Regions from separate parts of the Mus musculus genome. Here region 2 is linked to region 1. A link is a loop called in an ENCODE intact Hi-C map of the cell type or tissue named here. Cell type or tissue: heart. All regions are shown on one strand. Links, peaks and the distances in the headings refer to the core of each region. The heading gives the core; the rest is flanking DNA. Region 1 overlaps Baz2a (bromodomain adjacent to zinc finger domain, 2A). Region 2 overlaps Rbms2 (RNA binding motif, single stranded interacting protein 2).

Region 1 (15,796 bases), core at 923-3,422:
TATCTTACCTCTTTCTTTACTGGCTCAGGGCAGGGTTTGGGCCTAAAAGTAGCCGAGGTTACTAGGCCTGGGGCTCGGAAGGGGTGGGAACAGTGGGGCACAGGAGTAACCGGCTCTTCCGGAGCCAGCGGTGGGTGTGTGTGGGTGTGTGGTGATGAAGCGAAGGGGCGTGGTCACGGACGTCTGACTGGCGCAGGCTCCTCCTCTGCGTGCCCTGTCTCAAACTGGTTAGCCCCGGGTGGGAAGTAGGAAGAGTCATCTGCCCTGGAAAAAGGAGAGGACAGAAAGATACCAGCTTTCCTCTAAATCTGTCTCTTCCCTCTCCTGCCCTTAGGTGCCAGTTCCAACCTAAGCTTTTTTTTTTTTTCTTGGTGGTGGTGGGGTTACACATTTTTGTTTGTTTGTTTTTTGAGACAGGGTTTTTCTGTATAGTCCTGGCTGTCCTGGAACTCAGAAATCCACCTGCCTTCCCCTCCCAAGTGCTGGGATTTAAAGGCGTGCGCCACCACACCCGGCCACACTTTTTTTTTGGCCTAAGTTTACTTCTCCTTTCTCCAGGGCGTGGAGGTTAGTGGGCTTTTGGAAAGATAAGGTGTATCCCCCCAGGCGACCTTTGTCCTTTTGTGTTTTTTCCAGACAAAGTCTCACAATGAAGTCCTGACTAGTCTGGAACTGGATTTGTAGACCGAGCTGGCCTTGAGCTCACAGGGCGATCCTCTCCTCTATGCCTCTTCAGTGTAGGAATGAATTACAGGCGTAGGTTGCCGTGACTGACTTTATAAACTCATTTTGACAGGGGAGAGAGATTTTGTTCTGTCTCCTCCTTCCCTTAGTAATCTACTTAGCTCTGTTGAGGGAGAGGAACCATGTGCTGAGCCCACATTTTTGGCTTATCTTAAAGAGATCTTCCTTTTGAAACCTATCTGAACTTTTTATAATGATGGGTGGGTAAAGCATCTCCCACACTCAGAATCCCTGTCTGGGGTAAAGACATTGGCGTTAGACTGCGGGTTTGGTTCAATCAGACTCTGTCCACACCCAGATTTCCAAGCTCTTGGGATCCCCCAGAGAAAAATGTATTTGTTGACCCCTCAAAACCAGCCAGAATCTTGTTTCTGTGTGTCGCTCTTTCTAAGTCTTCAGACTTAGCTTTGCGTAGTTTAGGCAATTGTTTACATTCTAAAACTACATTTCATTGATTTGAATGGGAATTATGAAGCCAGAAGTCTTGAATTGGAAGGAAGGGGAATGCAGTTCCCTTCTAGTCATATTTTATTTACTGTGTGACTTTGAACAGGTCGGGGAGCTTCTGTGGGTCTTGAGTTCTTCACCTAGTGAGTGAGAGGTAGGAACTGAAAAGAAAAAGCTGTAACATACGACACTGTTTCCCATCTTGGGTCCCTGCAATAACATTCAGATGAAAGCTAAGCCATAATTCCTGTCTAGACTTCCAGTTCTCCAAAGAACACAGCCATGTAGCCTTGTTGGAAAAGGTTTGGGAGATGGGCGGTGGTGGCGCACACCTTTGATCCCAGTACTTGGGAGGCAGAGGCAGAGGCAGGCGGATTTCTGAGTTCGAGGCGAGTCTATCGAGTGAGTTCCAGGACAAGCCAGGGCTACACAGAGAAACCCTGTCTTGAAAAACCAAAAAAGAAAAAGAAAAGGTATGGGAACAGAAAAATATTTGGGTCAGTTTTTTGGTTATCTTACTGCTTATCTTCTACCCTTTGGCCACATTTAGGCTAGATTCAGATCTTGACTGTGTGGAGCCAGAGCCAAGTCTCCTTTCCCCATGTGCAGGATTCTCTCCAACGACCAAGGTCCTGCAGATGACACCAGGAAAGCAGTGATCCAGGCAGGACCAGGTTGTCCCTACAGGACATAGGTGAGTATACTGCTTCCTTTTCATCCCTGTAAAATCGCTCCCTATGTATCAACTTCCACTTTTTCATCACCACCCTGCTGAGGAAATAAACAGCCCCGAAATGGTCCTAGAAATGGGTTCTAGCCGTTATGGTTAATCCTGGGATATGGCTCACCTTTCAATTTGACCTGCGTGAAGCAAGACTCCAACCCTCAAAGAGATGCTGGTGAAGCAGGGAACTGCTGGGAGGGATTCTGGGCGCTAGGACCCAGATTCGGATCGGGGCCGGGCACTAGGACCCGGCGGCCGCGGCGGTGGAGGGCGGTGCTGCCGGCCCCGTTTCCCCGCCCCCTCCGTTTACTCCTCCCCCGCCGGCCATGTTGGCTCAGCTCAGGCCCCGCGGTTGAACCGCGACCCCCTTCCCCCTCCCAGACCCCGCACCCTGCACCCCTCTCCCGCGGGAGTCTCCTCCCTCCTGGCGCCCGGAGCCTGGCCATGTGAACCGCCCGTCCCCCGGGGAGAAGCGAGCCCCGACCGGGCTGGACGCGGTCGCCTCAGGTTTGTTGGGTGTGCGGCCGGGGGCCGAGGGTCGGGCGCCCGGTGTCCGCGGGAGTTCCTCAGGCAGCTGGCGCCTCAGGTGACCGGGACTTCTCCCCGCTGGGACGCCGCCGGAGCTGTTGGGAGACCCCGGCCGGGCGCGGGTGGCGGCTGACGAGGCCCCCTGAGGTGGCGGTGCGGTCGGGCTCGGCTGGGGTGGAGACCCATCCAGTGGCGGCGGAATCCCCGGGAGGGCTCCACCTCCTGGGGCGGCGGGGTCGCGGGCGTGCAGGGGATGGACGCGGGGCTTCCCACGGTGGGCTACACCTGAGGCTCGTGCGGATGGGGGTTTCGGCCGCGGTGAGTGGGGGTGACTCCGCGGTGACTCCCCGGAGAGCCTCGGGTTTCTGTTCTCCGGGTCGTGGAGAGGGCCTGGCTGTCGGTCGTGCTGGCCTGGCTTGGGGCCCTGGAGCCCCGGGAGAATCCCTGACTCTAGAGATGGGGGTTGATACAACTCATACTTGGCGTCTGGTTTGAGTAGGGCCGAAAACTGAGGGGAAGAATAAAGAGGGATTCCTTCCCAAGGAAATCCTCTCCAAAGGGGATCCCCGTTTCCGTAGAGAGACGGTGCTCTCGCATCATCCCTTTCTTTCCCGGCGTTCCCGACTTGCACAAGTCAATGCCAATAGCAGGCATCCTTTGTGGAGCTTACAGGAATGAGGGATTTGTATCCTTCGGGGGGAGTGGTGTTGGTGGGGGCGATAGCTTCCACCACCTCCATCTGTACACAAACTGCCCCTCCCCCAGCCTCCCGCAGGAAGTGGCCTGGAAATGGCAGCTGTGCGTTCGATGCTGCGTCTCTTGTTGTTTTGAAATGACCATTTTAATCTGATTTGGTTTCATTTTCTGAAGCCTTCTGGGCAGGCTTGGATCTGCCAAACGTTAGACTTTTTCCACTGTAGTATTCATTTGTCATCTAGTAGTCGGTCAACTATAGTTGACCCACTGATCTTGGTCCTCCTTTGTACACTGTCTCTTCTGGACCCCACTCCTGCCCCAACCAAGTTAGAGGTCATAGAAAATCAAAGTGAGTTATCACGAGCAGTGATCACTCTTCAGAACAAGCAGTGCAGATTGAGTGTAGAAAGCTGCCAAGAGTACTTGAGATCTTTATGGAATTAGAGTGGCTTTCTTGATCCTTAATATTTTTAAGCATGACAGTTTTTCTTTTTTGCAAATCATCGGAGCAAATAAGCTTGTGGAGAAAAGGATACTTATGAGATGTGGAAGAAGGGAAAGGGGGAAGATGTGTACTTATGATTAGTATATAGGGATGGGGACTGATTATTATTACTAACGAGAGTGTTAAGCTTGTTCCTCAGTGGTGAGTTTAGTCCAGTCCTGCAGGGAAACCTCCTCGTTGACTTTTTTACCTTTTACAGAACAAATTAGGGGAATTTGCTATCATGATGTAACTTTCGTCTATACAAGGCTGGCTGGCTGGCTTTCTTTCTTCCTTTCTTTCTTCTTTTTAAACATTTATGTTTGTGAGTATACTGTCAGTCTTCAGACCAGAAGAGGGCATCGGATCCCATTACAGATGGTTGTGAGCCACCATGTGGTTGCTGGGAATTGAACTTAGGACTTTGAGCAGAGAGCCAGTGCTCTTAACCACTAAGCCATCTCTCCAGCCCCAAAAGAATATTTCTTGAAGGGTAGGGTTTTTTCTTTTTCCTTAAAATTTTTGTTGTTGTACTTTATGTGTATGGGTCTTTTGCTGCATGTATGCCTGTGCACCACCGGTGTGCCTGGAGCCAGCCCATAGAGACCCGATGCAGGGTTTAGATTGCTGGGATTGGGGTTACAAAATAGTTGTGAACTGTCTTGTGAATGTGAAGACTGAACTCCTGTCCTCTGGAAGAACAGCGCTTAACTGAGGAGCCATCTCTCCATCCCAAAATAACGTGCTTTTGTTATTTTTAATTGTTGGTCTGCAGGGGCTGGAGAGGTGGTTCAGCAGATGAGAGCACTGGCTGCTCTTCCAGAGCACTGGGGTTCAATTCTCAGCTCCCACATGGCAGTTTACAACTGTCTGCAGCCCTATGTACCAGTTCTAGAGGATCTGACACCCTCACACAGGCCTACAGATGAGCAAAACTCCAATGCAGAAAAAAATAAAATTAAATTTTAAAAAAAGGGGTGTGTGTGTACCACCATTGCTCAGCTGAGATTTTTGTTTTTTTCGAGACAGGGTTTCTCTGTATAGCTCTGGCTGTCCTGGAACTCACTTTGTAGACCAGGCTGGCCTCAAACTCAGAAATCCGCCTGCCTCTGCCTCCCGAGTGCTGGGATTAAAGGTGTGTGCCACCACGCCTGGCGAGATTTTTTTTTTTTTTTTTTTTAGAGCTTTATTTTATTTTATGTATTCACATTCAGACACACCAGAAGAGAGCATCAGACCCCATTGCAGATGGTTGTGAGTCACTATGTGGTCACTGGGAATTGAACTCAGGACCTCTGGAAGAGAGCAGTCAGTGCTCTTAATGACTGAGCCATCTCTCCACCCCCCTGGTTTTTTGTTTGTTTGTTTTGTTTTTTTAAAAGATTTATTTATTAATTATATGTAAGTACACTGTAGCTGTCTTCAGACACTCCAGAAGAGGGAGTCAGATCTCATTACGGATGGTTGTGAGCCACCATGTGGTTGCTGGGACTTGAACTCCTGACCTTCGGAGGAGCAGTCGGGTGCTCTTACCCACTGAGCCATCTCACCAGCCCCCTTTGTTTTGTTTTTAACTTTTGTTTTGAGCCAGGGTCCTAGAACTCCCTGAGTAGACATGGCTGGCCTCATACTCCCGAGATCACCTACCTCAGCCTTTTGAGTGCCGGACTTAAAGTCTTTGTCATTGCAACACAGAGACTTGTTTTTTGTTTTGTTTTTTTCTTATACCAGGATCAGACTGGCCTAGAACTAAGCTTTTGAAGTTTATGTTGGCTTTAAGCTGGGAGTAATCCTGCTTCTACCTCTCAGATGTTGGGATTACAGAACAGACTCCACTCTGCCTGGTCTAACCAAGAGATTTTTTTTTTTTCTCTAAAGGATAAAGTGATATCACTATGATCTATATCTCTCCATTTTGTTTTTTGTTTGAAATTTCCTATCCACCACCACCCCTAAGACAGTGTCTCATTAGATAGCCCTAGCTGGCCTGGAGTTCTCTATGTAGACCAGGCTGGCCTTGAGTTTACAGAGATGTACTTGTCTCTGTTTCCCACAGAATGGGATTAGGTGTGTGCCCCATGCCTGGCTCCATCCTGTTTTGTTGTCATTTGGGTTTGCTTAGGGACACGACTTGAAATACTAAGAATGGAAATGTGAAGATCATTTGAAGTGCCCTGCAAACATGCACCTGTCATTGAAATTGTGATTTTTCTTTTTCTTTCTTTCTTTTTTTTTTAAAGATTTACTTATATGAGTATACTGTAGATGTCATCAGACACATCAGAAGAGGAAATCAGATCCCATTACAGATGGCTGTGAGCCACCATGTGGTTGCTGGGAATTGAACTCAGGACCGCTGGAAGAGCAGTCAGTGTTCTTAACCACTGAGCCATCTCTCCAGCTCCAAGATTGCAATTTTTCTATCAGAAACTTGTTGTCTGCATATAAGTCCATAGATTGAAGATCTAGGGTAGGAGCAGGCTTATGTAACTTTTGTGAAAATGGTATCTTTATAAGTAAGATTGAATCATTGCTCTTAGTGGGGTGGCTGACAATCTGGAAACAGAAACAGGTGTGTGGGCATTGCCTCTCTGATGCTGACTGGCAGGTTCTTCTGACCAAGACCGTAAAGGGCATCTGAGTGATATCAGCTGTCTGGTTATGTGTGCGTGCGTGTGCGCTGGGAATTTAATTCAAGGTCTCACACATGCTATGCTTTACCGTTTTCGTATTTAAAAGATATAGTACTGGTGTAGTTATGTTTGTCACGGGGTGTGGGTAGAGATTAAAGAACAACTTTCAAGATTTAGTTCTATCCAACCATGTAGATTTGAATTCAGCTTTGATAGTAGGTGCCTTTAACCATTGAGTCTCCTCATCAGCCCCACCACTTCTCCTGTTTTTAGCCTGTAGAAATTGATTTTCCTTGTTGGAGTTAAAAGAGGGAAAAGATGTGGAAATAAGAGTTTGGTGGTAAAAACATTCTTTTTTGTTTATTTTTTTGTTTTTCAAGACATGGTTTCTCTGTGTAGCTCTGGCTGTCCTGAAACTCTGTAGACCAGGCTGGCTACAAACTCCCCACTGGGATTAAAGGCGTGTACCAACACCTGGTTCACCTCTTTTTTTTTTTTTTTTTTTTTTTTGGTTTTTCGAGACAGGGTTTCTCTGTATAGCCCTGACTATCCTGGAACTCACCCTGTAGACCAGGCTGGCCTTGAATTCAGAAATCCGCCTGCCTCTGCCTCCTGAGTGCTGGGATCAAAGGCGTGCGCCACTACTGCCCGGTGGTAGTAACCTTTTTTATTCTCCTACTCTTAGAGTGATGTAAAGTTATTAATTGGTATAGTGTGTGATCTTGTCTGTGTGTGAAGTGAGACAGTAAAGTGAGTTTTTATATTTTAGGATATAGAGAGGTTTTCTGGGTTTTTCTTCCCCCCCCCCCCGCCCCCTTATTTCGGCAGTAGGGTTTCAGGTAAGTCTTTCTGTGTACCCCTAGCTCTCCTGAAACACTCCATGTAGACCAGGCTGGCCTTGAATGCAGAGAGATCTATCTGCCTCTTACCTAGTGTGTAGAGGGCCTTCAGGTCAGTCCACAGCAGGAATGTAGAAATCAAGAAATTTGGGGCCCTTTCCCCTCTAGGGTGATAGGTCAATAAAGTGCTGTTTCGTTTGTTTGTTTGCTTGAGACATAATCTCATTGTGTGAGATTCTGGCTAGCTTAAAATTGGGAAGCATAGACCAGACTGACTTTTAGTTCACAGAGCCCTACCTGCCTCTGCTGTGATTTAGTCCTGGGATTCTTTCTCTTTAGCACACAAGCTCAAGCTGGCTTTCAACTCCTGTAGCCCAAGTGGGCAGTCCTTCTGCCACGGTTTCCTATTTGGTGTTGTCTTGTGTTGTCTCCCCTACCTTGTACATGGTAGTATATTCTATCAAAACACTACACAAAACTCTTCCTTTGGCAGTGAAGTGTAAGAATGTGATATGATTCCTTTAGTTTTGTTGTTGTTGTTGTTTAAAAGAATGGTTCTTATGTAATCCAGACTGGTTTCTAAATAGATCATGTATCGAAAGATGACCTTGAACTTGTCCTTCTTGCCTCTTCCCAATTTTTTTAAGTTTTATTTTTTATTTGTATGTGAACACTGCAGCTGTCTTCAGACACACAGTAGATCCCATTACAGATGGTTGTGAGCCACCGTGTGGTTGCTGGGAATTGAACTCAGGACCTCTAGCAGAGCAGTCAGTGCTTTTCACTGAGCTATCTCTCCAGCTCAGTTTATTGAGTTTTTAATATTGTTAGAACTTTTCTATTCCTTTATCTTATTTACAAGGAATACCTAACAAGTCTATTAAGGATCCTTGTGTTTAGTTCTCAGCCTTGGGTTTAGTTCACAGCAGTATATGAAAGGAGAAGTCAAGAGATTTGGGGCCTTTGTTTGTTTGCTTTTTTTTTTTTTTTCTTTTCTGAGACAGGGTTTCTCTATGTAGCCCTGGCTGTCCTGGATCTCACTATGCAAACCAAGCTGGACTTAAACTCAGAGATATGTCTTCCTCTGCCTCTGCTGGAATTAAAAGGTGTGTATCATCACTGGCCAGCTACTAAAATTCCTTGAACTCAGAAATCTGCCTGCTTCTGTCTCCCAAGTGCTGGGATTAAAGGCGTGCCACCACCACCGCCCTGCAAATTTTTTTAGGCAGTATCTCACTGTGTGGCCCTGGCTAGCTTGGAAGGCTCTAGGAAATACAGACCGGACCTTCAACTTCCACCTGCTTCTGCTATGACTGAGTACTGGGATTAAAGGCATGAGCCACCCAAATTTGATCCCTAGAACCCGAGTAAAAATGTCAGGCAGGCATGGTGCTGTGTGATTGTGAACCTAGCACTAGGGAGGCAGAACTGAAAGACCCCTAAGGCTCACTGGCCAGCCAGTCTAGCCTAATTGGTATACTTAAGATCATTGGGCACCCTGCTTCAAAAGAGATGAATGGTTTTAGAAGTCCTCTGATCTACACGTGTACTGACACATACAAGCTCTGGCATGTATATGAAATTGGGGGCTGTGATGGTGGTACAGACAGAGGCAGGCAGATTTCTGAGGCCAACCTGATCTCCATAGTGAATTCTACTCTTGCCAGGGCTATATGGTGAGACGCTCTCTCAAAAAAAGAATTAAAAACAAAATAGAGGGCTGGAGAGATGGCTCAGCGGTTAAGAGCACTAACTGCTCTTCCAAAGGACCTGAGTTCAAATCCCAGCAACCACATGGTAGCTCACAACCATCCATAATGAGATATGACACCCTCTTCTGGTGTGTCTAAAGGCAGCTACAGTGTACCTACATATAATAATAAATAAATTTAAAAGGGGGGGGGACTGGAGAGAGCTCATGCATGCTGCTCTTCAAGAGAACCTGAGTTCAGTTTCTAGCACCCTAGCACCCACCTCAGGCAGCTCACAATATAGTCTGTAACTCTCTCTGCCTCCAGGGGATGGGTGCAACACCTATTGGACTCTTCAGATACCTCTGCTCATTTGCAGAAAGAAGACATGGGTTCTATTCCCAGCACCTACATGGTAGTTCAAAATCATTTTTTTATTATTTTATTTTTTATTTATATGAATATACTGTAGCTGTCTTCAGATACACCAGAAGAGGGCATTAGATCCCATTACAGATAGTTGTGAGCCACTATGTGGTTGCTGGGAATTGAACTCAGGACCTCTGAAAGAGCAGTCAGTGCTCTTAACTGCTGAGCCATTTCTCCAGCTCCCTCAAAATCTTTTTTTTTTTTTTTTTTTTAAGATTTACTTATTATATGTGTCTTCAGACACACCAGACGAGGGCGTCAAATCTCATTACAGATGGTTGTGAGCCATCATGTGGTTGCTGGGATTTGAACTCAGGACCTTCGGAAGAGCAGTCAGTGCTCTTAACCACTGAGCCATCTCTCCACCCCCCTAAAAATCATTCTTAATTTTAGCAGTTTCAGGGCATCTGATGTCCTCTGCTGACCTACATGGGCACCAGATGTGCACATGGTACAAGTATAAATTTTTATCTCTATGAAAAACTGGCTGTGAGTGGTAGCACACACCTTTAATTCCAGCACTTAAGATGAACAGATAGGTGGATCTCTGTGAGTTTAAGTCCAGCCTAGTCTACATATAGGCTGTTCCATGACAGCCAGGGCTAAATAGAGAGCCTATCTCTGAAAAAAAAGAAGGAAAGGAAGGGAGGGAGGGAGGGAAGAAAGAAAAAAAAAGAGAGAGAATATATTTCTCTGAAAATAAGCTTATACCAATCTTCTAGTGGTAATAACAAAACGCTGCGCCACACATTCAGCAGTAAATCATTTGGCTCTTTCTCTACTTTAGTGTTAAATTAAATTCTGGAAACATGGTGGTGAGACTTAACATCCAGATGATTGTAGAGAACCTGCCCGGACATGCAGTTTTCTTTGAGTAGTACTTTCCTACTACCTCAGTGTAAAATTTCATCACCTTCCTTCAACTTCACTTAGGGTTCTAGTTGGAAATAGAGGTTAAAGAAAGGACATTTTGCAAGAGATTGAGCCTCAGTCAGAACATGTTTTAGTTGGTCTGATTCTGAGTTCCAAAAGAAGTTTGAGTAGGTTAGATAAGAGGGCATCCTTTAATGTGAGTTTGGCACCTGGAACTCTAATGGAACAAGCTGACTTTGGGAGGATGAGTTCTCAAGGTATGAAATTTAAAGGTCACCACTGTCTCCAGTGTCAGGAACTGGGAGTATAGAAAGCTTGGAGCTTCCCAAGATGTGTGGGACAGAATGGGGACAACTTGTTTCTCAACCTTGATGCTCTACCTTGGGTCATTTATATCACTGTGTCCTCAATCGTTATTGCTCTTAAAGAGGACCTGGGATCTATTCCCAGCACCATATGGTGGCTCATAGCTGTCTGTAACTCCAGTTCCAGATATCTAGCTCCTCATCTGACCTAAGGGCCTGTGTGTGGTGTACATACACATGCACTTAGGTGCACACACACATATATATATAACATTAGGGTTTTTTTAAATGCTGAGAAGCAAGTTGACATGTCAATATTCACCTGTAATCCCACATTTTCCAGGGTCTAACTATTCCTAGCTGGCCTGGAACTAGCTAAGTAGACCAAGTTGACCTCCTCAAACTCGGAGATCCATGTGCTTGTGCCTTCCAAGTACTGGGATTAAAGGCATTTGCTGCCATGCCTGTCATTTTCTTGTATTCTTTTTTTTTTTTTTTTTAAGATTTATTTATTGATTATATGTAAGTACACTGTAGCTGTCTTCAGACACTCCAGAAGAGGGAGTCAGATCTCGTTACGTATGGTTGTGAGCCACCATGTGGTTGCTGGGATTTGAACTCCAGACCTTCGGAAGAGCAGTCGGGTGCTCTTACCCACTGAGCCATCTCACCAGCCCTTTCTTGTATTCTTATATTGTAACATCTAGGAGTTAAGTTGTTTTTGTCCGCCCCCCCCCACACACACACAATGTATGTGAGTGAGTACATGGTCACTACATTTGGGCAAACCAGGAGGGCAGCATCAGATCCCATTACAGATGGTTGTGAGCCACCATGTGGTTGCTGGGAATTGAACTCAGGACCTCTGGAAGAGCAGTCAGGGCTCCTAACTGCCCAGGAGTTAAGTTTTATATATTAAGTCTGGCTACATCATCTCTCTTGTATTTCCCATCATACTATAAGTTTTAAAAACATGCCTTTTAAAAGCCAGGCTTGGTGGTACATGCCTTTAGTGCCTGCACTGGGAGGCAGAAGCAGGTGGATGGATCTCTTGCGTTTGATGCCAGCATGGTCTGCAAGACCAGGACAGTCAGGGTTACACTGAGAAACCCATCTCGAAAAGCTTGTATGTGTGTGTTATGTAAGTACCTTTTAAGCTGGGCGTGTGTCTCATGCCTTTGATCCCAGCAGTTAGAAGGCAGAGGCAAATGGGTTTCTGAGTTTGAGGCCAGCCTGGTCTACAGAATAAGATCTAGGACATTCAAAGCTATACAGGGAAACCCTGTTTGGGGGAAAATTTTTTTTTAATTTTATATATTTACATAAATATATAATACATATGCACATATACAAAAAGATAAACATTCTTTTTACTCTTTGTCTAATAAGAAAAACTAACATGGCTGGGCTTTATGGACATACCTTTAATCCCAACACTTAGGGTTTGTGGCAGGGGACGTCTCTGAATCCTAAGGAGTCTGAATTATCAGGGGCTGACACTCTATCAAACAAACTAAACATTTAATACAAGGGCCTTTATATAAAGTTTCTTGTTTAACTCTCACAAGTTGTAGAAGTGCATAATAAATTTTTTTCTAAGTATTTTGTCCAAAGTCAATGAAGCCAGTGTAGAGCTAAGATTTGAACATGGAATCTGTTCTTTTGCTCATTGACTGTACAGCACATAGCAAGTATGTAGGAATGAAATGAGTGGGATGGCTGTGATGAGAAGATGCACTTAATTTGTAAAGTCGGATGTGGTATTTTCTCAGAGTGATAGAATGGATAAGTTTCTTTGTATATTCAATAACAAAACAAAACCAAAAAAAAAGAAATTAAGTGTGACCCATCTTTGAGGGTATACTGTTCCGAGTAGATTGATATGTGACGGCCTAAAACTGGGGGAAAAAGGAGGAGTGCGGGTCAAGTGGAATTGGTTCCTTCCAGGATTTCTGAAGTGAGCTATTGCATGTTCTCTTTGCTCTGTGGCTTAAGCTTTGAAAGTAATCCATCCTAAAACAAAAATTTAGTTTTATTGTTTTACTTATTGTTTCACTCAGGATTATTAATCTCTTGATACTTACTTTTGTCTCCATGCTCTGAAGAACGGGCTTTCCTGTAACGGGGACGTCCTGGATGACGGCGGTCTTTTCATGTGTGCTTAGCAGATTAGAGCCTACTATTTACTTTACACTCGATCTTAGCCAAAAAGCTGAGAAGTGGTGGGTGGGTGGGTGGGTGTGTGCTCACGCATGTGCAGGCCTCTCTTTCAACCATGTGGGTTCCAGGGATTGAACTCAGCTCATTAGGCTTACCTGCAAACATCTTTCTTTATCTGTTGAGCATCTTGCCAGCTCTTACTGTAATTTTAGAATGAAGCTGGAATATTCTATATGAGATATAAATTAGTACAGACAACTTTCCTGAGTTAGGCCTTGTGGCACATGCCTGTTAACGACATATTTTCTTTCCTTGCTGAGTTGAGGCTACTCTAGGTTGCATGAAACACACTCAAGAAACAAGCAAACACACCCATTCTCTCCACCTTGCTGCTCACTTAAATAGAATACAAGTTGCTTTTATTTCTTTTAGTTAGAATTAAGGTACTAGTTGTAATGGAATTGATTAAGGTACTGGTATTTAAAACTATAAAATCTCAGAATGACTATGCAGTAATGCTACAGAAGGTTTACATTTTAGACTCAATTGCATTCTGAAGGCTGATTGAGATGTTTTAGTAAAGTCTTCTGCTGCCAGGCCTGAGGACTGAGATCAATCCCTGGAACATGGTAGAAGGAGAGGCCTGATTTTCCCAAATTATCCTGACTTCTGCACATATACCATGGCATGTATGCCTACACACATATAAAGCAATTTATGTGTATGATGTAAGTATATTTGCGTGTGCATGCATTGTATGTATTTATGTAGTGTGTACAGACTGTTCATGCATATACCTAATGTTTAATTTTCAATATATAGCATATTCATAAACTGATTTCTTGCTTTGAAACAAGATCTTACTGTGTACTCCAGTCTGTCCTTGAGTTTTGATCCTCTCGCCTTGGCCTCTTAAGGGCATGTGCCAGTAGGTCTGACTGATACACACACACACACACACACACACACACACACACACACGTCTACATCTTAGAGATGTAGGCCAGTGGTCATATATTTTCATAACCAACTTATCCTTTTAAACAGATAATTAAAATATTACCTAGGTCTGCTTTATTGCTTCAACTTTGGGAACTTGATAAAGGAAGCTTTCTAATTGCCCAGCATGGGTGCATGCCTTCCATCCCAGCACTCATGAGGCAAAGGCAGGTAGATCTCTGGAGTTCAAGGCTAGCCTGATCTACAGAGTGAGTTCCAGGACAGAGAAACCCTGTCTCGGGGAAAAGAAAAAAAAGAATGTTTTCTATGTAAGTGCTTATGCCCTCTAAAAGTTATTAACATAACCCAAGGCCTTGTTTGTTTGTTTTGTGTATAAAATCAATCTCTCACATGCTAGGTTAATATGCATTAGCACATCACAAATGTCCGACAGGTCGGGCTTTCCCAATAGTTCTTAGTTCTGTTTTTATCCTCTTGGACAGATCTTTCAGTGTTAAGTTCATTTTCACCAAGGGCTTCATTTCCTACCATTCCTAGTGCAGGGCTTATAGTTGAGATACCATGTTTGACTTAAAGTTGGGTCTCTGCCCAGGTTTAGGACATATTTTCTTCTCTTTTCCACTTGCATCTTCTCATAGTACCTACATTGAAGGGTATGTAAGGGAGGGAGGCACACAGTCTCTAGGTGATCATAGAACCTTGTTTAACCACAGATTATTTCCCCCCTTTCTCCGTCCTACAGAAATGGAGGCAAACGACCATTTTAACTTTACTGGCCTTCCTCCTGCACCAGCTGCCTCAGGACTGAAACCCTCTCCTTCCTCGGGGGAGGGCCTCTACACTAACGGGTCTCCCATGAACTTCCCCCAGCAAGGGAAAAGTAAGTATGGGGGCCATAGATCTGGGGAGAGGATGGGCACCATCAGATCAGGCTGGCAAGGGGAGACTGAGGTCTCTCTCGGGCTGGCCACCGCACAACTCTTTGGCAGGTAGTGACCAGAAGCAATCCAGAGACTACTACAGCTAGAGAGAACGCAAGCTGCTGAGAAGGGGGCTTAAGGAAGCTTTTTTTTTTTTCCCTTTTTCTGTCTTGGATCTAGATTAGAAAAGATTTAAAAAGACATACAAGCTTTTCCATCTTAGCTTGCTCTTTTGTTGGCCCTTTTGCTGGCTACTGGCAGAAAAGGAGGAAGCTACTACTGCTAAAGATGAGGGTGGTGGGTCTATGACAAGGTAAGGCCCTCTGGAAAGGTTTTTTTGTTTCGTTTTGTTTTTTGATTTTTTGAGACAGGGTTTCTCTGTATAGCCTTGGCTGTCCTGGAACTAATTCACGTTGTAGACCGGGCTGGCCTCGAACTCAGAAATCTGCCTGCCTCTGCCTCCCGAGTGCTGGGATTAAAGGCATGTGCCACCATGCCCAGCTTGGAAAGTTGTTTTTAGGAATGAAAAAACTTTTGGACTAGGTGAAGAGGGTGGGTGAAGGTCATGGTAACCATGTTTTTAGCTTGTGCAGGAGGAGTGCTGGGGCTGCCTCATGTCCTTGTTCCCAAGGGTAGGATGGACAGGGCCTCCCCTAGAAATTTATCATTCTACATGAAAGTGCTGCTGTTGAGGTTATTTTCTTTTTCTTTTTTGTTTTCTTTAGGGGTAATTGCTTTTTCTGACCCAGGATGGCTTTGAACTGGTGACAGTCTTCCTGCCTCAGTTCTATCAATTAACATTCTAAATTTGTCTGGATTTCAAATCATTTTGCTTAAAAGTCCAATTTCAAATGCTTTCTCCTTCCTTGCAGTAGAACAGTTCTGACTTGTACTTGCTTTCCTCCTGTCAGTTATAGGACACTTGGAGATAAACACAAACCCCTCTATTTCATTGGGATTTCCACAAATACATACCTACCTCCCTGCTGTAGGATTTCCCCAACCATACACCTGCTTGCAGCTTCTTAGTATCTTAGTCCCTTTTATTTATTGTTGTTTTTTGCAAACTCAAAGATAACTGTTTTTAGAGCTAGATTCTTTCTGCAGCACTGGTCATGCAAAGATTTTTACCTACTGCATATTACCCTCCTGGGCCTATGGGGAGGGGCTAACCCCAGCCTTCTGAGCTGGAATCTTGTCACTGTGGTGACTGCAAATTCTATTCTTAGCTCAGTGCAAAGTGCTGGATCTGCATGTGGCAGTGAGGTGGAGGCTGTCCCTTCTGGTGCCACTGTAGGGCCAAGTAGGCACTAAGCAAAGAGGTGGGTGGGGACTGGAGAATTCAGTCAGACCCTCCAAGGAA
Region 2 (15,796 bases), core at 7,119-9,618, 53 kb after region 1:
TTGTTGTTTTGGTGTTTGTTTGTTTGTTTGTTTGTTTCAAGAGAAGAGTTTTTCTGTGTAACAGAGCCTTGGCTGGCCTGGAACGTGATCTATAGACCAGGCTGGCCCTGAACACATAGAGATCCTCCTGCATCTGCCCTCTCAACCACTGCTTGACTTCCACTGTTGATTTTGAGACAGACTCTTAAAAAAAACAAAAGCAAAAACAAAAACAAAAATCAACTTGGGCTGACTGTAAACAGTCTATGTACAACTTTCCAAGCACAAGGGTTACAGGTGTGTACAAACTTTGAGGGGTTCACCTTCAACTTCTGATTCTCCTGCCTCCACAACCCAAGTGCTAAAATGTCATTAGATACCCATTTTATTCCATGCTGTAGATCAAATTTTGGGGGGGGGGGTCCCATGCCTACTAAGCAAGCACTCTACCCACAGAGCTACATTACCACCCTGTCTTGAGCTTGGACTCATGATGTAGTTAGTGCTGGCTAGCCTGGAACTCACATTCTTTCAGATATGGCCACTTTGAACTTGCAGAGATTTTCCGCCACTCAAAACAAAAAGTCTTTGCAACAATGTTTCACATGTATTTATTTTGTATGTGTTAGCATTCTCTCTAAGATCCATCCCACAGTTACCTGGCAACAGCCAGGGATGCTCCACCCCACAGTACCTGGCAACACCCAGGGATGCCTGATGAGCTGCTTGCTCCCTCTTGCTCATGTTCTGTCCTCTCCTCTCTCTCCTCCCTCCCCTCCATCTCTCCACGTGCTCATGGCAGCCTCTTCTCCTCTACTTCTTCTCTTCTCTTCTCCTCTACTTCTCTTCTCTTCTCTCTGCCTTTCTCTGCCTCTACTACCCTCTTAACTCCCCCCTCCCATGCCCTTAATAAACTCTATTACTATACCATCATGTGGTTGCTCCCTCAGGGGGAAGGGATGCCTCAGCATGGGCCCACCAAGGTACCCCCTCCCCCCCATACCTGACTATACCTCCATAGAACATAACTCCCCCCCCCACTTTCTTTGTCTTTTTATAAAAACATCAGTATGTGTGTGTAGTCATGTGAGTGGTGGGGGGGGGTCAAACATGTTGGCAGGCTTCAACAGCAAGCATCTTTACGTGCTGATCAACCATGTAAGCACCCAAGCAAAATCTTTTTTAAAAAAGTAAGTCATTTTTAGGTAGGCTAAGATCAGGTGAAGCTCCATGACACATGAGCCCAGGAGAGGGCAGCCTAGAGAAGGAGAGATCTGGGTAATCAAACTCCACAGAGAACGCTAAAGCTCAGCAATGTCCTACAACACAGGGCAGCCACTGCACAGGTTGTTCTAGGATAGAAGTCTCCCTGAAGATCCAGAGAGCATAGCAAATCTTCCACTTCATCCTACTGATCTGAGGACTAGGTCCAGGCCTGACAGAGTTTAAATGAGGTGTGGAGTGGGAATGGTCAGCTGTAAGGGCACAGAATCGGACGAACAAAAGCTAGGTTAGCAGAGGCAATGGGAAAGGAAGCCGAAGGACATCCATGAGGTGAGGCGTGGTGGAGCATGCCTAGAATCCCAGCGTCTGGGAGGCAGAGGCAGGAGGATTGCAGGCAGTTTTTGTTATGTGCCAGGCCCTTAGTTTAATATTCAACACACACACACACACACACACACACACACACACACACACGATTTACTACCAAGGGTTTAGACAACTTGCATTCATGTATGTATTATGTATGTGCAGAAGCTGCCGCACATGTGAAGGTCAGAGGACCACCTTCTGGGGTCAGTTTTTCCTTCTACCGTCTGGGCTCCAGGGATCAAACTCAGGTCACCAGGTTTGCTGTCAAGCACTTTTACCTGCTGAGCTACTTTGCTGCCTCTTATTAGGTTTGTTTGTTTTGGGGTTTTTTTGGTTTTTCAAGACAGAGAAACCCTGTCTCAAAACTCACCAGGCTGGCCTCGAACTCAGAAATCCGCCTGCCTCTGCCTCCCAAGTGCTGGGATTAAAGGCGTGTGCTACCACACCCGGCTTATTAGGTATTTTTGACAATTATTTTGGTCTAGTTCAGGGGAAGGGCACTGTGTGTGTGTGTGTACGCCTATGTGTCTATATGTGTATGTATGTGTGTATCTCTGTGTGTATTTGTGTGTGTCTGTGTGTGATTCTGTGCGTGTGTGTCTGTGCGCATCTGTATGTGCATCTGTGTGTGTATGTGTTGTTTCCTAAGTTATTTCTTGCTAGCCACTCTCAGTCATCCCTTACCTTGCAAAGCCGACCCCTCTGCTGGCCCCACTAGTGTCTCGAAGGATCCGAGTAGAGATGACCTGGCCAAAGGGCTTCAGCATCCCCTCCAGTTCCTGCTCGTCCATTGACAGAGGGAGGTTTGAGATGTATAAGTTTGTAGGGTCTTGCTCCTGTTGCTATGGACACGAAGGTGAAAACTGAGGCTCACATCTTGCTCCCCATCCCATCCTCAGCCCTCATGCACAGAATAACATTTGAGAAGAGAAGCATTAAGGGGGGGATCCAAACACAGAGAACCTTCTGTTTGTAATACCCAGAACTGTCACCGTGTACTACACACCTAGTCCAGGAAGAGAGATTATAATATTTACCACGTCTACTGCTGTACAATCCAGTAACACAAGCCACCTACCAGCTGTCTCTTTAAGAAGCAGGCAGAACAAGTTTTCCTCTTGCCCTGCAGCCTGGCCCTGAGGTTAGATTCCTTTCTCCTGACTTGTCAACTCCACAGTTCAGAATGATTTCTCTCCCTCTCTTCTGCCACAGCAGACTCGGCTAAGGGGGCTACCTGGTCACTGGCGGATGGGAGGGAAGCAGGGAGGGCAGCAGGAAGGAAACAGAAAGGGCAGGGTGTGCTGTGCAGTGATTTACCCCAAAGGTGTTTGGGAGCCCCAGGGAGAGGCTGCACTAGGGGCAGGGTGGAGGTTCCTGGAGGGCTCAATGACAGTTCTGCCTAAGGGCTTGATTTTGAATTCCTGATCCTTCTGTCTCCTTCCCAAGTGCTGGGATCACAGGTGTGTGCACAACACCCACTCCAGAGCTGTTTTCAAGCCTGTCAATCATTACACTGCTTTAGTCAGTCCTTTTCAGCAACCTTAATCCCACTTTCAACTTCCGTTTCTTTCCCTTTTTTTTCCACCTAAAATTTATTTTTTACTTTACATCTATGGGTGGTTTTGTTTGTTTGTTTGTTTTTTGTTTTTGCCTGTATGTATGTCTGTGTATGGTGTGCATATAAGCATCCAGAAAGACCAAAAGAGGGCACTTCCCTGGAACTAGAGTTAAGATGCCTTTAAGGTACCGGGGTGGGTACTGGAAATTGACCCCAGGACCTTTGGAAGAACAGCCAGTGTACTCTCTCCAATCCACTCACCTCCTGCCCTTCTCTCCTCTTCCTCCTCCTCTCCCTCCTTTTCCTTTTCCTCTTCCTCCTCCTCCTCTTCTCTTTCTCCTTTTCTCTTTTGAGACAAGCAAGGTCTTACTCTGTAGCCCAGGCTGGCCTAAAACAAACTCTCACTATCTTTGCCTCCCAAGTGCTGGAATGACTTGAGACATCACACCCAGCTTCATTTCCCCTTTAACCTTTAGAGAAAAGAATGGCTATGTTGGGGCTAGAGCGATGGTTAAAAGCACTGGCTGCTCTCTGAGAGATCTTGAGTTCAATTCCTAGCACCTCATGGTGATGTACAACCCACTGTAACTCTACCCTTATCAGCCTCTTCAGAGTATTCAAGGTGCCTCAGTATGGTTGAAAGGATTTCAGAAAGGCTTCTAGCTTTCTAGAGACTGACATGGGGGAGAGTGAGCATACAACATTTTCATCTCTAGGGAAATCAAAGCAGAAGGTACAGTTCTCTTCCTTTCTTGCTGTAGCTTCCTCCCTTTCCCTCAGCCCCTTCCCCAGCTCACTCCCTGTCCCACGGGAGCAGTGGCAGGTCATGGAAAGCACTCTTCAGAACCTAAGTTGCACAATTGGGCTTCAGAGAATGTTGCAAAACTAGAACCATCTGTCCTAGGAAAGTGGGGCCAGGGTGGAGTGCCGAGAGGCCTGGCTCTCCTGCTTGCCACACACTGCACAGTCTTCTCTAGCAGCTCAGGTGGACCCTGGCCTGTCATGCCTGTGTCCAGATGCTACCAGAAAGCACTGCAGAGGGTGAGAGATGGCAAGGACCTGAGTTCAATCACCATCACTCACATCAGGTGGCTCCACACTGCTGTGCACATGAACACACACACATATGCACATGCACACACACACACACACACTCACACACACACACACACACACACACGCACACACATGCACACACACACACACATACTCGCGCACACACACACAAACACCACACACTCGCACATGCACACACACACTCACACACTTGAGCACTGTAGACAATTCTTGCTCATCAATTTCACTTTCCTCAACATTCCGACATAGCTGAAACTGGCACTTTGCTGCTGACTGTAATCCCTGGAGAGGCAGATGGGGCTGGGGAGGGGGTGGGCACTACCCTACCTTTGCCATTTGTGCCTGCACACCACTGGCTTTCAGTGCAGTTACAGCTTTCTGTGCTGATGACGGACTGTCGAAGTCCACAAAGCCATAGCCTGGAAGGGAAACAGCGTCACGTCACGGGAGGTGGGAGGTATAAGAGAGGTGGGAGGCCTAGGCTTTTCAGGAGACAGAAGAAGAGGTATGGACTATGTAAATGATGGAGTGGGGGCTGGGGGGGAAGGGAGACTGAGAGTTGTCCATGGGACCCCTCACCAGAGCTCAGACCCACTCTGTGGCTAAGGACGCCCAGGGACATGAGAACACCTTGTGGTTGGCATTCTGCCTTTCTCCTCATTAAGAAAGAACCTAGAGCTTCAGACCTGGTTTTAAATCCTATACCCTCATGCATGTCTAAAGGCCCTCCAGCTCCTCTGCAGAAAGCCCCCAGAAATCTAGGGAGGGAGGAATACAGCACAGCAAGCTGGTACCAGATGGAAGCTGCCCTTCTCAGAGATGTCCAACACACACACACACACACACACACACACACACACGCCCCCTCACCCCCCTGACCCCCCCCCCCCCCGGCCGCCCTCCCTCTCACCCCCAACTATTCAGCATCGGAAAAAGAACACCTACTGGGCAGTTCCCCCAAATCCTAGAAAAGGTGTTTACATAGACCTTGAGAAACTTCTCCCAGCACCTTCCCACCTGGGGAAAGACACTTCACCCAGAGGGAGCTGAGAAGGGATGGCACACCACACAGCCTTCCTTCCTTCTGCCAGCACTGCCCCTAACAGTATTTTCAGCTCTAGCTCTCGAGCCACCAGTGAGTCTAAATACATGTTGGTCTTTAGGCCCCAAACCTCCCAGCCCCTCCCAGGTGCTGTCTGCCCAGCCTCCCAGCAGGAGGAGACAGAGGTGCAGAGAGCAGCTGGTCTCTCTCTCACCTTTGCACTTGTTTGTGGTCTTGTCCAGGATGGCCTTAGTGGAGACAATCTTGCCATACCTAAGGAAAAGGAAAACACAAGGTGATGATCTGTGATTGGGGGGGGGTGGGGGTGGGGGCTGTTCGGGGCGGGGCTTACAAACTGCAGAGAGAAGAGCCAGGTGCAGTAGCATACACCTTTGAACCAAGCACTCAGGAGGTAGAGGCAGAGGTGCAGAGGTGAATCAGAGGCCAGCCTGGTCTACAGAGTGAGTTCCAGGACAGCCAGGATAGAGATTAAGGCATCATCTAGATTACTCCAAGCCCTTTCTTTCTCCGCTAGTTTTTCTAGTCATTACATGGAAACAAAGTAAAAACCCAGCCTGGCGTTGTGGCGCATGCCTTTAATCCCAGCACTCAGGAGGCAGAGGCAGGCGAGTTCAAGGCCAGCCTGGTCTACAGAGTGAGTTCCAGGACAGCCAGGGCTACACAGAGAAACCCTGTCTCAAAAAAAACAAAAAAAAAAAACAAAAAAAACAAAAAAAAACAAAAAACAAAACAAAACAAAAAAACCCTTAGTCAATTTAAAATGCTACTTGTGCAGTAAGTAGTGGCGGGCACCTTTGATCCCTCTGCTCAGGAGCAGAGGCAGGTGAACCAGGCTAGCCTGGTCTATATAATGAGTTCTAGGACAATAAGGATTATATAGCTTTGTCTAAAAACAAACAAACAAAACAAACTACTGTGTTAATTTTCATCCCTGCGACAAAATGACCAAACAAACACTTTGATTTTGGCTCATGGTTTCAGTCCAGCACAGCAGAGAGGATGAAGCACTGCTCCTAGCATGGGGAAAGGAGGGAGGGGGATATAAACATCTATTTCCCCTTCTCTTCCGGCCTATATTCATGGAAGATCTCCCTGCTTCCTTTTATCGACCCCGGCACACCTGGATGTGTACTTCAGTAATCTCAAGGGCTGGTGTGGTTTTCATTGGAAATGTCCCCATATGTCCCGAGGCTGAGGACTGGTCCCCAGCTGCTGACATTGTTGTAAGGGGTACAGCCTCATTGGAGTGAATGGGTCACAGGGATTTTACAGCCTGGACCTCCCTGGCTGCCCTTTACTTTGTTGACATCAGTGTGACCATCTCTTGCCACAGATCCTACCCACCATGATGATCTGTATGTTCCCCTCAAAGTGTGGCTAACACAAAGTCTTCTTCACTGAAATTGCTGTTTGTCAGGGATATTGTCCTCACAAAGGGAAAAGTCACTATAGTGATCCTCGATAAGGTCAGCTGTCACAGTGTCCTTAATATAACCCTAACCCCACAAAGGCACCACCTGAAAGTGACTGCAGCTCTTACAATACCAACACATTTGTCCATTTTAAGACACTTTTGGGGAAAGAAGCTTGGCCCACACATAAAGCCTGTGTCTGAAGGCTGAGAGCTCTGTTGGGATTCCTTGAGGATCAGAAATAACCTTTTCTTTTTCCTTCAGTTTTTCAAGACAGGGTTTCTCTCTGTAGCACTAGCTGTCCTGATTCTCTCTGTAGCACTAGCTGTCCTGAAACTCACTCTGTAGGCCAGGCTATCCTCAAACTCCCAGAGATCCACCTGCCTCTGCTGGGATTAAAGGTATACACAACCACCACCCACCTAGCAAAAATAATTTTTTTTTTTTTGAGACTGGGTTTCTCCGTGTAGCCCTGACTATCCTGGAACTCACTCTGTAGAGCAGGCCGGCCTCAAACTCAGAAATCCGCCTGCCTCTGCCTCCCAAGTGCTGGGATTAAAGGCGTGCGCCACCACGCCCGGCTCGCAAAAATAATTCTTGATTCTACTTTTCTTTTAGACAAACACCATTCATCCTATTAAAAATAATAAAAATAAACCCAAAAAGATGACTCAGCAGCTAAGTACACTAGGACCTGGTTTTGATTCTCAGTACCCGCATGGTGGCTCATAACTGTCTTGTGGGCACTATGCATGCATGCACACAGTGCACAGACATACATGCAGGCAAAATATTCACACTCATAAATAATACAATTAAAGATGACCATCTTAAAAATAATAAGGGGCTGGAGAGATGGCTCAGTGGTTAAGAGTACTGACTGCTCTTCTGGAGGTCCTGAGTTCAATTCCCAGCAACCACATGGTGGCTCAAACCATCTGTAATGAGATCCAATGCCCTCTTCTGGTGTGAAGACAGTTACAGTGTACTCATATACATAAATAAATCTTTAAATCATCATCACGACAATGCTTCCTCTGACCCCTACACCCAAGGCTCTACTGGTCCCTTGATGAGGCCAGCCTGATCCAAATGTCTTCGGCTCAAATCCTAACTCTGCTACTTTCTAGTACAACTGATCTCAGACAAGTCCCGTGGCTTCCTATGTTCTGGCCTCATCACGGCAACCTTATCCCAACATTTCAGTGCCAACAAGTATCTCCTCGTGCTCTTTGACCTGGTTTTTCCATCTTGTCTCCTTTAGGAATGAGTTAAATTAGTCTGTGACAAGTTTTCACTTTGTATTTGATGAGATTTGTGTTTTCCAGCTTTTTGGAAAACCCTGTTGGCAGCAGAGGCCTGGACAGCTGGCAGAGCTCTAGTCATGAAGCAGTACAGATCTTGGGTCAGAAGTATCCTACAAGGAAAAAGTATCCCAGAAGTGTGAAAATGTCAGAGACAGAACAGCAGCCCTGAACAAAGTCAGAAATTCAAGGGCTGAAGAGAAACAGTTGGCAGAAACTAAATTTGAGATTAATATTCCAGAAAGCATTAAAAAAAAATCTATCCTCTTATTCCTAAAGAACATGGATGCCTGATTAGTTTGTTTTTGCCCCTGGCTGCCTCTCTCCCTTCAGCTTTTTCAGTGCAGCTTCGGAACCCAGAGGATTAGACAAAATAAGCTGGAGAATGCCCTGGAGGCTGAGAGAAAAAAAAAAGAAAGAAAGAAAAGAAAAAGGAGGCGGGGACTGGTGGTCCTTGGGTCTTTTGAGGCAAAGAGTCATAAGGAATGACTGTCGGCCAGAGGACACTCGAGCTGCTATCCCCATCAAGGCCCCAGGGTGGAGCCTGCTGCAGCCCAGCAGCCTGAGACTTTGAGCTAGAGTTTCCACTGCAGCTGGCAACAGCTGGGTCAGTGCTGCTTCCTCCTCCACAGGAGCCCCTTCCAGAGAACCAGAAGTTCTAGTCCCAGGCCACACCTCCCCTTCCGGCCCACCAGAGTTTGGGATCCAGCAACCCAGGAAGAGATCCCGGGGACACTGGCAGGAAGTCCTTCTGAGCAGGAGAGCCCGCCCTTCTCAGATAGGCTGGGCCCCTCCCTCTCCTCTATCAGGCTCCACCCAACCCATGCCTTCTCCCTGCACTTACTCCAACATTTTTGTTTGACTGGTTTGTTTCTTCCTTTATTTTATTTTATTATTTTATTTTATTTCTGAGATTAGGTTTCTCTGTGTAGTCCCGTAGCTCCATCTGCAGACCAGGCTGGCCTAGAACTCAGAGATCCACCTGTCTTCTCTGCTTCCCAAGTGCTGGGATTAAAGTTGGGCGCCACTATAGCCCTGCTTCTTTGATTGATTTTGACACAGGCATGCACGCACACCAAGGGGTAAGTTTCTGTCATACAGTTTGCATTCATAATAGCCATAGACTGGCAACAATACAAATACTTTCAACAACAGAATGGACGACTCAATAAACAAACAAGAACAGATGGAGAGATAGCTCAGCAGTGAAGAGCACTCCCTGGCTACTCTTCCAGAGGACCTGGGTTCAATTCCCAGCATCCACATTAAGTGGCTCACACCTGCTTATAACTCCAGTTCCAGAGCATCTGATGCCCTCCGGCTGCAGATACATATGGTGCACATAAACTCACACAAGCACATAAACATGCATACAAATAAAGATGGATTAGAAATTAAAATGAATGAATAAAATAAAAAGCTGCTATAGCCAGGTAGGGTGGGAAATGCCTTTACCCCCAGAGGTAGACACAGAAGGACAAGGAGTTCAAGTCCAACCTGGACTGCATGATACCCTGCTTTAAAAAAATACATTCACCCCATGGAGATGAAGGGGATATTTCTGTCAAACTATGTCAGGGTCAGTGGTAATTATCAGTTTGACAGAATCTGAGGTACCTGGGAGACAGGCACCTAGCATGCCTGTGAGGGCCTTAACCACTGTGGCACTGAGGTCCTGGGCTGGAATCCAGGACTAGGAAATGCAGAAAGGGAGTTGAGCCACAGCAGCAAGCAGCCGTTTCCCTTTCATGGATGTGACATGACCAGCTTCCTCAAGCTCCTTCACCTGGACTTCCCAGGAGAAGATCAAGCTCTGAGCGCAAAGAAACCCTTTCTCCCTTACATTGATCTTATCTGAAACCAGGCTAGGATCCATGAGATGCTGACTCAAAACAACAAAACTCAAAAGAGCGGCACGTGAGCGCCCTGGAATGTGCCTGTGACTGTGGGGTAGAAGTGTAATACTATTGCAATTCTCCCTAAGAGCATGTGGCAAGAAGCCAGCGCCTGGGAATCCGTGCTATCCCTGGAAGCCTCTGTATTGGGGCTGCAACTCACGGCTGACAGAGCTTGACAAGGTCCTGGTCAGTGGTGCCTGGCTGCAGTCCTCGGATATACAGGTTGGTTTTGCTCAGCTGGTCGTTCCCACCACTCCCGCCGCCGCCTCCGCCGCTGCTGTTGGGGGTGCTATTCCTTGGACTTGGAGGTGCCATTTGCTGAGCCACATATAGCTGCAGGGAGACACGAAGATCAGAAGGTCAGAGAGACTGTGCATTTACACACTAGAGACTGAAGAAGACATCCTGGAAATAGATACAAAACATTAACAGCAATGAACTCAAAGGGGAGTAAAGCAGTTAAAAAGAATAAGAAGATAGGTCATCTCACTGGCTCAATGCATAAAGTGCTTACCACCAAACGTAATGAGCAGAGTTTGATGCACATGGGGGTAAAGAACAGACTCCTGGGCTGGAGAGGTGGCTCAGCAGTTAAGAGCACTGACTGCTCTTCCAGAGGTCCTGAGTTCAAATCCCAGCAACCACATGGTGGCTCACAGCCATCTGTAATGAGATCTGACACCGTCTTCTGGTGCATCTGAAGACAGCTACAGTGTACTTAGATATAATAATAAATAAATCTTTGAAAGAAAGAAAGAAAGAAAGAAAGAGAGAGAGAGAGAGAGAGAGAGAAAGAAAGAAAGAAAGAAAGAAAGAAAGAAAGAAAGAAAGAAAGAAAGAGAGAAAGAGAGAGAGAAAGGAAGAAAGAAAAATAGACTCCTAGAAGTTGTCCTCTGACTTCCACATGTGCACTGTGCATGCCCATACACACTCACATGTGCACACAATTGAATGCACAAATGCACACAATAAATTATTTAGCAGAGCATTGGTGGTACCTTTAATCCCACCTCTAATCCCAGCCCTTGTAAGGCAGAGGGAAGTGGATCTATGTGAGTTTGAAGGCAGCCTGATCTACAGAGAGAGTGTCAGGACAGCCAGGGGTACACAGAGAAACCCTGTTTTGAAAACAAACAAACAAACAAAATTAAATAATTATAAAATCCATAAGAATTCCTCTACTATAAAAGAATAGAATGCATAGCTATCTTACCTATCAGCCAGGAGTAATAAGAATACAATAACCCTGTTTGGGAAAAGGGTGCCCTGTAGTATAGCAGGATGTTTGTAATCATAAATATGTTGCAGAACATGGTTAATTTAATGTCTGCCTCTCAAGTCCAGAACTTATGAAACCATAAAGGATAAAAATAAATGTAATCACAAAAATATTCAAGCAGCAACAGAAAAGAGTCCCACATGATACTTATAGGTAGTTGAACATTGTTGCAAACTTGGATAGTAAGGAGAAATGTTGGGGCTGGGGAGATGGCTCAGCTATAAAGGGCTTATCATCTAAGCAGGAGGACCTGAGTTTAGACCCTTAGCAACCATGCAGAAAGCTGGGTGACACACATCGGTAATCCCAACACAGGAAGACAGAGACAGGTGAGTTCACTGGCCAGCCAGGCTAGCCAAATCCAGGCTCAGGCTCTAGGTTCAGAGAGACCCCCTCTCAAACAAACAAAAACGCCCTGCTGTGGTGTCACAAGCCTTTAATACCAGTACTTTGGAGGCAGAAGCAGGAGGATCTCTGAGTTTCAGGACAGCCTGATGTACAATGTAAGCTCCAGGCCAGCCAAGGCTACATGGTAAAAAGCAAACAATAAAAGAGAGTCCAAGAGACAAAACACCGAGAAATCCCCTAAGTAATTGACTTCCCAGAAAGATGACACAAACCAAGTATGTTCACCTAATAGGTTAGAGAAAACGAGGCTGCATGTGTGAGCGACTAGGAAACTGAATACTCTTAGAGGAAGTGGGAAGAATACCAAAGAGCTATAGTTTGCTCTACACCCTAAACTAAACCCATATGATTCAAAAATCCTTGTGTTGTTTCCTGTTTAAAGACCCCATATATCTCAGGCTAGTTTTTTAACACCTCTGGCTTCATTTCCTCAATGCTGAGATTGCTTATGTATGCAACCACACCTGGTTACAATTCAAAGCTCTGGTAGCCACTCATTTGTCACCAAATTCATTGTCAACCTGAGGCCCTTAACTTCATTATTAACCACTAGGGCAAGAGAAAAGCCTTCCCATATGTGAAGCCATAGTTCCTGGTTCATAGCAGGCATAGGTATTTGTGAAGATGAGAGAAATCAACTTATAGAATATATTATCATATTCTTTAAACCTACAGTCTCACAGATTCACCCAAGTGACCTGACTTTATAATTATGATGGCAACCTGCATATGAACGATCCATACGATATGTCCCGAAGCTAGTGGCCTCTAGGTTGTGCAACATAACTATTTTTGCTTGTGTTCCAGTCATAATACTTCCAAAAAAAGGGAAGGTTCACATTCTCTGTGCAGTAACAGATTCCCCACTAATTGCTCATGAGACCCTCTGGGCTATTTCAGTCATTCAGTGAATTATTAAATTGCCCACTCCATGTGAGTACTGACTGACCCCGTGAGGAACGATTAAAAGAACAGGTGGAATATCTCACAATGCCTTCTGATTTGTGTGGTGCTGCGGATTGAACCCAGGCCTTGGCTGTATGTTAGGGAAGGGCTACATCTTCAGTCCTTTTTACTTTTTAGCTTGAGGCATGAACTATGTTGCCTAAGCAGGCCTTCAACTTTCGAAATTCGACTTGGTAAACCAGTGAGGTGTTTTTTTTTTTGGGGGGGGGTTACATGCAGAAATATGAGCGAGGGGCTACTTACAGAAGCAGAAACGAATAAAGACAGCCATAACACCCCAGCATAGGTGTCCAGAAAGCTGGACACCTGAGGCACACTGCACAACCTGAAGACAGCTCAGTAGGTTGGGGAGTGTCTTTTCCAGGCAGATGGGTTGGCCTGAGCCTCTTCTGCGAATCTCTGCTTGTTTGAGTGTCTTTGTAGTCCATACTACTCATATAAGCCCATGTGAGCTATCCCAGGGTGACCTCAGACTCCTCCTGGGCCAGCCTCACTGGCTGAGTGCCCAACTATGTCTGCCCATAATGTATTTAAACACACGCCCACAAAGAGTTTCCAGGGGACCCAACACCCTTCACACAGACATGCATGCAGGCAAAACATCAATGCATATGAAATAAAAATAGATGAAAGAAAGAAAAGTATGGGGACTGGAGAGATGGCTCCAGCGGTTAAGAGCACTGACTGCTCTTGGGGGTCCTGAATTCATTTCCCAGCAACCACATGGTGGCCAACAACCATCTGTAATGAGATCTGATACCTTCTTCTGGTGTGTCTGAAGACAGCTACAATGTACTCAAATAAATAAAATAAATAAATAAGTCTTAAGAAAGAAAAGTATGTGCTAACAAGGATCCAAGCGAAGTGGTTAAAAGAACATGAAGCAATAAGCAATTCCTGGGAGAGGTTTTGAAAAAGACGTCTACATTTTCCCTTGAAAGGACAAGAACAGAGAGTTCAGAAGAGGGTAAATGCTGACGGCTAATGCAGACATTTTCTTTAGTGGGATACCAACGGGTAAAGTGCGCATGAGTCTATAAACAAACTCTACCCACACTCTCATAAATAGCCCTAGTGAAGCTCAGGGGGACACATAGAATAGAAAGGGGGACAGCGGAGAGGAGGGAAGGGACTGCTGGTAACAGATCTGTGTGTGTGATAGAAATGCATCATACAGATGTACGAAATGTCATAGAGAGCCAGGGGCCAGGACAGGGGATGCAGAGGTTGGCGAATCGCTGAGTTCAAGGCTGGCTTGGTCTACAGAGTGAGTTCCAGGACAGCCAGAGCTACCTGTCTGTCTGTCAGACAGACAGACAGACAGACAGACAGACAGACAGACACTGTCCTAAAAAAAAGTAAAAATGAAATTCTTCTGCATAGTTAATATATTCTATTAAAAACAATTAAGTAGGGGCTGGCGAAGTGGCTCAGCGGGTAAGAGTACTGACTACTCTTCCGAAGGTCCTGAGTTCAAATCCCAGCAACCACGAGGTGGCTCACAACCACCCATAATGAGATGGGATGCCTTCTTTTGGTGCATCTGAAGACAGCTATAGTGTATTTATTTATAGTAATAAATAAATCTTTGGGCTGGGCGGTGGTGGTACACGCCTTTAATCCCAGCACTTGGGAGGCAGAGGCAGGTGGATTTCTGGTTTCAAGGCCAGCCTGGTCTACAGAGTGAGCTCCAGGACAGACAAAACTACACAGAGAAACCCTGTCTCGGAAATCAATCAATCAATCAATCAATCAATTTTGGACCAGAGCAGGCAGGGACTAAGCAAGTGGGGTTGACCAGAGTGAGCAGGGCCAACCAGTGTGAGCGAGGTCCTACGAAATTCAATTCCCAACAACCACATGAAAACTCACAACCATCTGTACAGCTATAGTGAACTCATATACATAAAATAAACAAATAATATAGGTGAAACAACAGTATGAACTAACCATTACCCCCGGAGCTCGTGTCTCTAGCTGCATATGTATCAGAAGATGGCCTAGTCGGCCATCATTGGGAAGAGAGGCCCCTTGGTATTGCAAACTTTATATGCCCCAGTACAGGGGAAATGCCAGGGCCAAGAAGTGGGAGTGGGTGGGTAGGGGAGCAGGGTGGAGGGGAGGGTATAGGGAACTTTTGGGATAGCATTTGAAATGTAAATGAAGAAAATACCTAATAAAAAATAAAAATTAAAAAAATAAATAAACAAACAAATCTTTAAAAACGATTAAGTAAATGCTGAATCAGGTGAACTGGCCCAGTAGGTAAGGACACTCACTACATCCTGCAACCTGAGTTCAAACCCAAATAAAGGCAGGGGAAGAGAACCTTTGTCCTATGATCTCCACATGCATACTGTAGCTTGTGTACCCCTCTTCATTGTACACACATACACATTAATAGTTTTTTTTTTTTTTTGGTTTTCCGAGACAGGGTTTCTCTGTATAGCCCTGGCTGTTCTGGAACACACTTTGTAGACCAGGCTGGCCTCGAACTCAGAAATCCGCCTGCCTCTGCCTCCCGAGTGCTGGGATTAAAGGCGTGCGCCACCACGCCCGGCTATTAATAGTTTTTAATTAAAAATTAAAACCTAAGATAGAATACTAAGATACTAAACCCTATACCTCATGATCCTTCTGCTCAGCCCCCCAAGGGCTGGGAATACATGCATGTGCCATCAGGCTCTGCCTTGTCTTTCTTTTTTTTTTTTTTTTTTTTTTGGTTTTTCGAGACAGGGTTTCTCTGTATAGCCCTGGCTGTCCTGGAACTCACTTTGTAGACCAGGCTGGCCTCGAACTCAGAAATCCACCTGCCTCTGCCTCCCAAGTGCAAGGATTAAAGGCGTGCGCCACCATGCCCGGCTGTGTTCTTGTGTTTACATTACCTCTTCTGCTTTTAGGTTTTAATTTTAATTTAGCTTTTAACAGAGGTCAGAGGGTAACTTGGTTCTTTGCTTCTGCATTGTGGATCCTGGGGAATCACACAGGGTTCACCGGGCAGACACCAATACCGGCTGAGCCACTTGCTGGCCCTCTGCTTTCTTAAAAAATTTGAGATGTGCCCACAGTATATGCCAGGCTGGCCTCAATCCTCCTGTGATGGTTTGTATATACTCTGCCCAGAGAGTGGCACTATTAGTAGGTGTGGCCTAGTTGAAGTGGGCTTTAAGACCCTCATCCTAGCTTCCTGGAAGTTAGTATTCTGCTAGGAGCCTTCAGGTGAAGATGTAGCACTCTCAGCCCCTCCTGCACCATGCCT

What was found. Peaks named below come from ENCODE experiments on the same cell type or tissue, not always from the same donor. Only the 100,000 strongest peaks of a DNase experiment are listed, where the experiment ranks them.
Region 2: a loop joins it to region 1, with 2.8 times the contacts of the local background. A loop is called at or near these places in 11 of 42 quality-filtered maps.

Annotation. Positions count from the first base shown.
Region 1 is chr10:128,094,639-128,110,434 of GRCm38, forward strand. It overlaps Baz2a (bromodomain adjacent to zinc finger domain, 2A), which reads left to right. Exons shown (of 30, transcript NM_054078.2): 2 at 1,801-1,885; 3 at 14,256-14,393. The coding sequence starts at 14,258. Among named protein-coding and RNA genes, the nearest start is that of Baz2a, 9.8 kb to the left of the region's middle. In heart, for the core only: a CTCF peak has its summit at 2,088; DNase peaks (open chromatin) are centred at 2,293, 2,713 and 3,153; H3K4me3 peaks cover 1,669 bases; H3K27ac peaks cover 1,654 bases.
Region 2 is chr10:128,141,139-128,156,934 of GRCm38, forward strand. Rbms2 (RNA binding motif, single stranded interacting protein 2) reads right to left here. Exons shown (of 13, transcript NM_019711.2): 2 at 10,045-10,217; 3 at 5,464-5,522; 4 at 4,535-4,626; 5 at 2,257-2,414. Among named protein-coding and RNA genes, the nearest start is that of Gm51821, 23 kb to the left of the region's middle. In heart, for the core only: a CTCF peak has its summit at 8,533; DNase peaks (open chromatin) are centred at 7,933 and 8,653; H3K4me3 peaks cover 653 bases; H3K27ac peaks cover 1,109 bases.